Regions from separate parts of the Homo sapiens genome. Here region 2 is linked to region 1. The links are chromatin loops, found by intact Hi-C in ENCODE. Cell type or tissue: Caco-2. All regions are shown on one strand. Each heading gives the region's core, and the rest is flanking DNA. Links, peaks and the distances in the headings are about the cores only. Region 1 has its middle 49 kb from the start of LINC02487. Region 2 has its middle 11 kb from the start of AFDN-DT.

Region 1 (2,913 bases), core at 248-2,747:
GTGTGCTTCCTACTGGCTCTGTTTCTCTCATTGAACTCTGACTGACACAGATTTTGGCACCAGAAGTGTAGAGAAAAGCAAAATGACTGAAAGCTGAGAACCCATGCCAAAAAAGCAAGGACACTGAGCTCCATTTCACTTCAGAGAAATAGAGCTGGGGACCCCCAAGCAGTAGGGACGGGGAGGTTTTTGCATCATATGGCAGAACGATTTTGGAACAATGTTTAAACATCCCTGTTATTGAAGCCACAGTGGTCAATAGCGTTGGACTCAGGCGGTCTTGAACCTGCACCCGGGCTCAACTTGGACAGAAGCACCGTCTCCAGCAGGAAGTATTCAGTCGGTGATGGCTGCCGTTGGTGATTGGGTGATTGGTATCCCCCAGGGATACCATCCATACTTGTTCTGTTGACAGGGGCTTCTGAAGACCAGGATCTGTGACTCTCTAAAGAGACATGGAAGGTGGCAGAAAAACCTCCCTGGGCTCCCTAAACCACCCTCAGCTAAGTCCGCATCTTCGGGAGAGTCTGCTGTGTGGCACCTCTTTCAAGTGAGCCCCAACCATGCTCCCCAGGAAGCCTCTGCGTAGCCACCCGTTCCCGAGGCTCCTTTTGCTTGAAGAGAAACTTCCAAAGCCATTAAGTATTCAGGAATGGGTGTCCTAAAGTCCGTGAAACTTGCAGGTTTGAATACAGAATTCAGTGTGTGTAAGCATATGTGCCTCTTTCCGGGGCAGGTTATACAGTTTTCGTCACATCCTCAGTTGCAACTGTGAAGTTGCCCAAGCCCCAGGAAAAAAAAGTGAAGAACTGTTGTTGTTTATTCTTAGAGGGAACATGATTTGCCCAATTCCCCACCCACAAACTTCAAACCCTTCAGACTCTTCTGTGGTTTCCACTGTACAACACTAAAGTTTCCAGGCAGGCTTAGCATGTCCTGGTGGTTGTGAGTTTTCAAACCCTATGCATCTGACTGCCACCTTAGATCCCAGGCTATTATTCTGCCGTCAGTTTTTCTTTGGGGCAAGAGCTGTGTTAGGTGATGACACACTGTGGAGGGTGGGGAGCTTATCTTAGGAATGCTCACATTATCTCAACGAATCCTAACAGGATTATTTCACCGATAAGAAAATTGAAGGACAGAGGGGATAAATAATCTGCCCCGGGTAATATGCAAGCTGAGACTTCAAACCAGGGCTCCAAGATTCCAGAGATGATAGGCTTTGGATCTGGGCGAGAACAATCCAGCCTTCTCATTTTAGAAATGCCGAAGGCTAAGGACCCAAAACCACCCATACACAGGACGTCACCCAGTGTGACATAGATAAGGCTATGACCAGAGCCCCCCATCCAGAGCTCTCCCCAGCCAACCACTCCCCATGTGGGCAGCTCCAAGCTGGCTCCAGGCTTCAGGAGAGGAAGCACTTGCTGACTCTCTCCTTAGACGTGGACATGCTGAAGTGAATTCCAGGCATGTTTTCAAGATCTCCTCGGACTGCCTGGATCAGAGGCTGGGGTAGTTATCTCTGCTTGAAGTATCAGTGGTGGAAGTCTTCCATCGGCTCCTCCCTTCATCTTGAAAGAATCCCGGGGCATCTGGTGGCTGGCCTCGCTCCGAAGATGGTGGGGACGAAAGCCTCTGGGATACACATTTTCTTCAGGGGCGGCCAGCTGTAAGAGACATCGTCCAATCCAAGGGGTGGCAAGTTCATTGAGCACAATAACCCAACTCCGCCACTGAGTGTGTAAGTTAGAACCCTGCCCCCACCAGGACACAACTGTCTCTGAGGACGGTTGTCAAACGGCACTGTGGGAAGACTTGGGGACTGATCACCTGGAACTCAGAGTTCATGTCCCAGCTTCCCCATGAAATGCCTGCGGCACCCTGGACAAGCCGTTCCACACACGTCTGTCAGATGTGGAACTGGGCTCAAGCACAAGCTAGGAATTCCATCCCACTGGTTGACTGCATTGCCAATATTTTAAATTATGAAATTTCGTTTAAAAATCCAAATTGCTGGTTTCTGCTTTAAAACAAGAAGCAGGAGCAGCTCCAGCAGCCCAGGCCCTTCCCTCCTGCCTCTCCCTCTGGGCAGTCCAGCCCCAGAGCCCTCCCAGGCTCCACACTCATGCTTGCTGGGTGCTGGCAGGTCATACCCATCAGACTATCGTCCACACATCCTCAGCCCTCCCGGCCAGAGCTGGGCTTCACGACAGACTGGCGTCGGTCCCACACAGCGTCCAACCCCTGCTGAAGAAAATGTTCCCTTGGCTTTGGGGAAGCAAAGTTGCTCAGACCAGCAAAAAAGAGCAACTCTACTTTCAGGGGAAATATGTACCCTGTCTTTTCCACATTCAACCATAAAAATGTCTGGATGTACTAAAAGTCTGCCGCTAAACCATGGAAATGGAGCCAGGCATCTCTTGAATGACACAAACCAGAGCCATCCCTCATGGCTTTGCGTTTCCCTACGCTTTTCTGAAGCCAAACACCAATGGCGTCTCCTCATGGGATGGTGATAAAGGCAAGAATCTCAAAATGGGACCCGTAGCCGCAGCCTCTGCTGAACAAGTCCCACCCCGGCGCTTCTGTCTCTACCTGGCCTCACCTCCCCCCGCCCCGAGCGGGCGTCTCAGACGAAGACGGACCCTGCCACTGTAGAGTGGCAATGTGTGTGCCGTGCCACACCTCCTTTCTCAAAACTGGCACAAGCCAGGGGAGGCTGGAAAGATGGCAGAGCCGTTTTAACCTGACTCGAAGAGACTCCAGGTTGTTTAGATTATTTTAATAATTGGATTTTATAAGACTTGTGCTCTGGGGCTTTTTTAGTGAAGAACAATAATTTTTAAATGAACCTTGAAAACTTCTATAATAGGTGGAAAGAAAAGAGTCAGCTCTCCAAGTACGTTCCTT
Region 2 (2,913 bases), core at 119-2,618, 70 kb after region 1:
GACCGAGGTGGGTGTATCACTGAAGGTCAGGAGTTCGAGACCAGCCTGGCCAAGGTGGCGAAACCCCATCTCTACTAAAAAATACAAAAAATAACTGGGCATGGTGGCAGGCACCTGTAATCCCAGCTACTTGGGAGGCTGAGGCTGGAGAATTGCTTGAACCCAGGAGGCAGAGGTTTCAGTTAGCTGAGAAAGAGCCACTGCACTCCAGCCTGGGCGACAGAGGGAGACTCCATCTCAAAATAAATAAATAAATGAAAGAAAGAAGGAATTTAATAGCTAAACAATAAATTGGTTTCTTCTAGTCTAAAATGTGAGTTAATATATAATGAATGTATATTTATTCATTTCTTGATCTGAAGTAAATCTCTATTAAACAATACACATAAAAAGCCTTGAAACCAAAAATGGTCATTTACTTCAAAATAGTTAGATATGCAGGTCAAACGTTATTGGATATGTATTTGAATAACTTTCAAATTCCTTATGCTAGCAGGCATGGTGGCTCACGCCTGCAATCCCAGCACTTTGGGAGGCCGAGGTGGGCGGATCACCTGAGGTGAGGAGTTCGAGACCAGCCTGACCAACATGGCAAAACCCTGTCTCTACTAAAAATACAAAAATTAGCTGAGCTTGGTGGTGGGTGCCTGTAATCCCAACTACTCGGGAGGCTGAGGCAGGAGAATCGCTTGAATCTGGGAGGTGGAGGTTGCAGTGAGCTGAGATCGCGCCATTGCACTCCAGCCTGGGTGACAGAGCGAGACTCCGTCTCAAAAAAAAAAAAAAAGAAAAAGAAAAAAATTTATTTTTAAAAAGACAAGAGTGTTACTATGTAACAATTTAATCAAACTATGTACATAGCTATGTTTTGCCTCATTAATTATCTTAAAAATAAATATACATCTGTGTCTTACTTTAAAGACATTATACTTTGGTAAAAATATTAGGCAGAGAAATTTGTGCAGTCCTGTAATTGCAGAAAAATAAAAAGAAAATGTTATTCTTTGAAATTGCTTTAAGTTTTGTAAGTTTTCTCCACCGAGAAAAATATATCAATATGAAAGGATTTAACAGCACTACAGATGTATTATTGCAGTGTTCATTTTTCTTTGACAATTCTATGAGGCATCACATCAATCATTTAGATTAAAAAATTGAGTTTCAGAAAGATGCTTGGCTATTACATGGCCGATGGCAGTTTGACATTCGAATTCAGGTCTGTGTGGCTCTAACCCAACAGATGTTTCACCGCGCAGGGGTCTGATTGTGAACCAGAGGAACGGACACGTGGCTCTAGAGGGTTCAGCAGAAGGGTGCCCTCCTGGAGGTGGTAGAGAGGTGTTTGAGCTGGGCCTTGAGTCGATGATATTTGAGCAGATGGGCCAAGTTTTCCTGCTGCAATAGGCAACCCTGAAATTTCAGCGTCTTAACACCAAAACTTCTTTCTTGTAAACTGCAAAACCCGAACCCCTCTGTGGGACCCAGCGCCCCTCCAGGGCAGCTGTCCGGTAGGCGGCGGCTGAGACCTGGCTGCTGGACTTTCCAGTTTCTCCACACCCACACTGGCGTTTCCACAGGCACTGAGGCAAGGAAAGACGGGGCTGGACTGTCGCTCCTGGCTCCTGCACACTTCCATACGGAAGTGACACGCCGGCTCCTCTGCCATTGCATTCACCAGAACTAGTCACGTGGCCACGCCCGCCTTCACAGGGCGGAAGGTGAAATTCCGTGTGCTTAGCAGAGGACAATTCAAACGGGTGTCCAGCAGAGATGGTCAGGACCTCAGCCCGCAGCTATGAGAAGGGGTCCTCCGGGTGGAGGGAAGAGTCTAGCCCCGCAGGCGAGGCGGGGAAGCAGAGGCGTGCTTCCAAGACGTCCAGAGGCGCGATCAGGTGAACTCAGAGAGGGAAAGCAACTGGGAAGCAGGTCATGGGGAGGCAGACACAGAGCACTTGTCTTCTCCTTCCTATAGAATATGTAGTTGAAACACTCACAACATATAATCTACCAAATTCATCATAGATGACTTATTGCAATGAAAACAATTATAATACTATATTGCTGTGGTTTTTCTGGGGGGTGGGGTGCTATGTAGTATTACATATATGTATGGCTTTGAAAGCCTCCAAAGACTTTAGAAGTTTACTGCAATATTCTGAACAAATGGAAGCTCTAATGTAGCGCCCTTTAATAATTAAAAATATGCATAAAATGTTAAAATTGAATGATTTTTCTTTTTTTCCAGAAGGGCGAATACTTCTGTATGGTTTCCGACATGCAGGACTACTTAAAAAAAAAAAAGAAAACTTTTCTGGACTTCCTTTTTTCTCATGTACATTTTTAACCCCTGCAGTGCCAACATTCAAATGAAGAATGAAAACATTTCTATGTGAATGCATACTTGGAGAGAACATTCATATGCCTTACTTTAATTTTATCCTTATAACAGCTCTGTAAGGTGGGCAGTGAAGGTCTGTTGCCATCATCATGTTTCTTTTTTCTTTTTTTTTTTTTTGAGACAGAGTCTTGCTCTGTTGCCCAGGCTGGAGTGCAGTGGCGCTATCTCGGCTCATGCAAGCTCCACCTCCTGGGTTCATGCCATTTTCCTGCCTCAGCCTCCCAAGTAGCTGGGACTACAGGCACCCACCACCACGCCCGGCTAATTTTTTTGTGTTTTTAGTAGAGACAGGGTTTCACCATATTAGCCAGGATGGTCTCGATCTCCTGACCTCGTGATGTGCCTGCCTCGGCCTCTCAAAGTGCTGGGATTACAGGCTTGAGCCACCGCGCCCAGCCATCATGTTTATTTTTCACTTGAGGAAACTGAGTCTCAGACCTGTACAGACCCTTCACTGCCCTACAATTAGTGTAAGAGATGGAGCTCAAGGTTGGGAACTGTGGCGCTTAACCCAA

What was found. Peaks named below come from ENCODE experiments on the same cell type or tissue, not always from the same donor. Only the 100,000 strongest peaks of a DNase experiment are listed, where the experiment ranks them.
Region 2: it touches region 1 in a loop (3-fold over the local background); 4 of 110 quality-filtered maps call a loop at or near these places.

What each region holds. Positions count from the first base shown.
Region 1 is chr6:167,744,097-167,747,009 of GRCh38, forward strand. No RefSeq gene overlaps it. Among named protein-coding and RNA genes, the nearest start is that of LINC02487, 49 kb to the left of the region's middle. In Caco-2, for the core only: no CTCF peak of the experiment used is centred there; a DNase peak (open chromatin) is centred at 1,385.
Region 2 is chr6:167,814,193-167,817,105 of GRCh38, forward strand. No RefSeq gene overlaps it. Among named protein-coding and RNA genes, the nearest start is that of AFDN-DT, 11 kb to the right of the region's middle. RefSeq lists a silencer at 1,297-1,591. In Caco-2, for the core only: a CTCF peak has its summit at 1,462; DNase peaks (open chromatin) are centred at 1,299 and 1,639; H3K4me3 peaks cover 1,446 bases.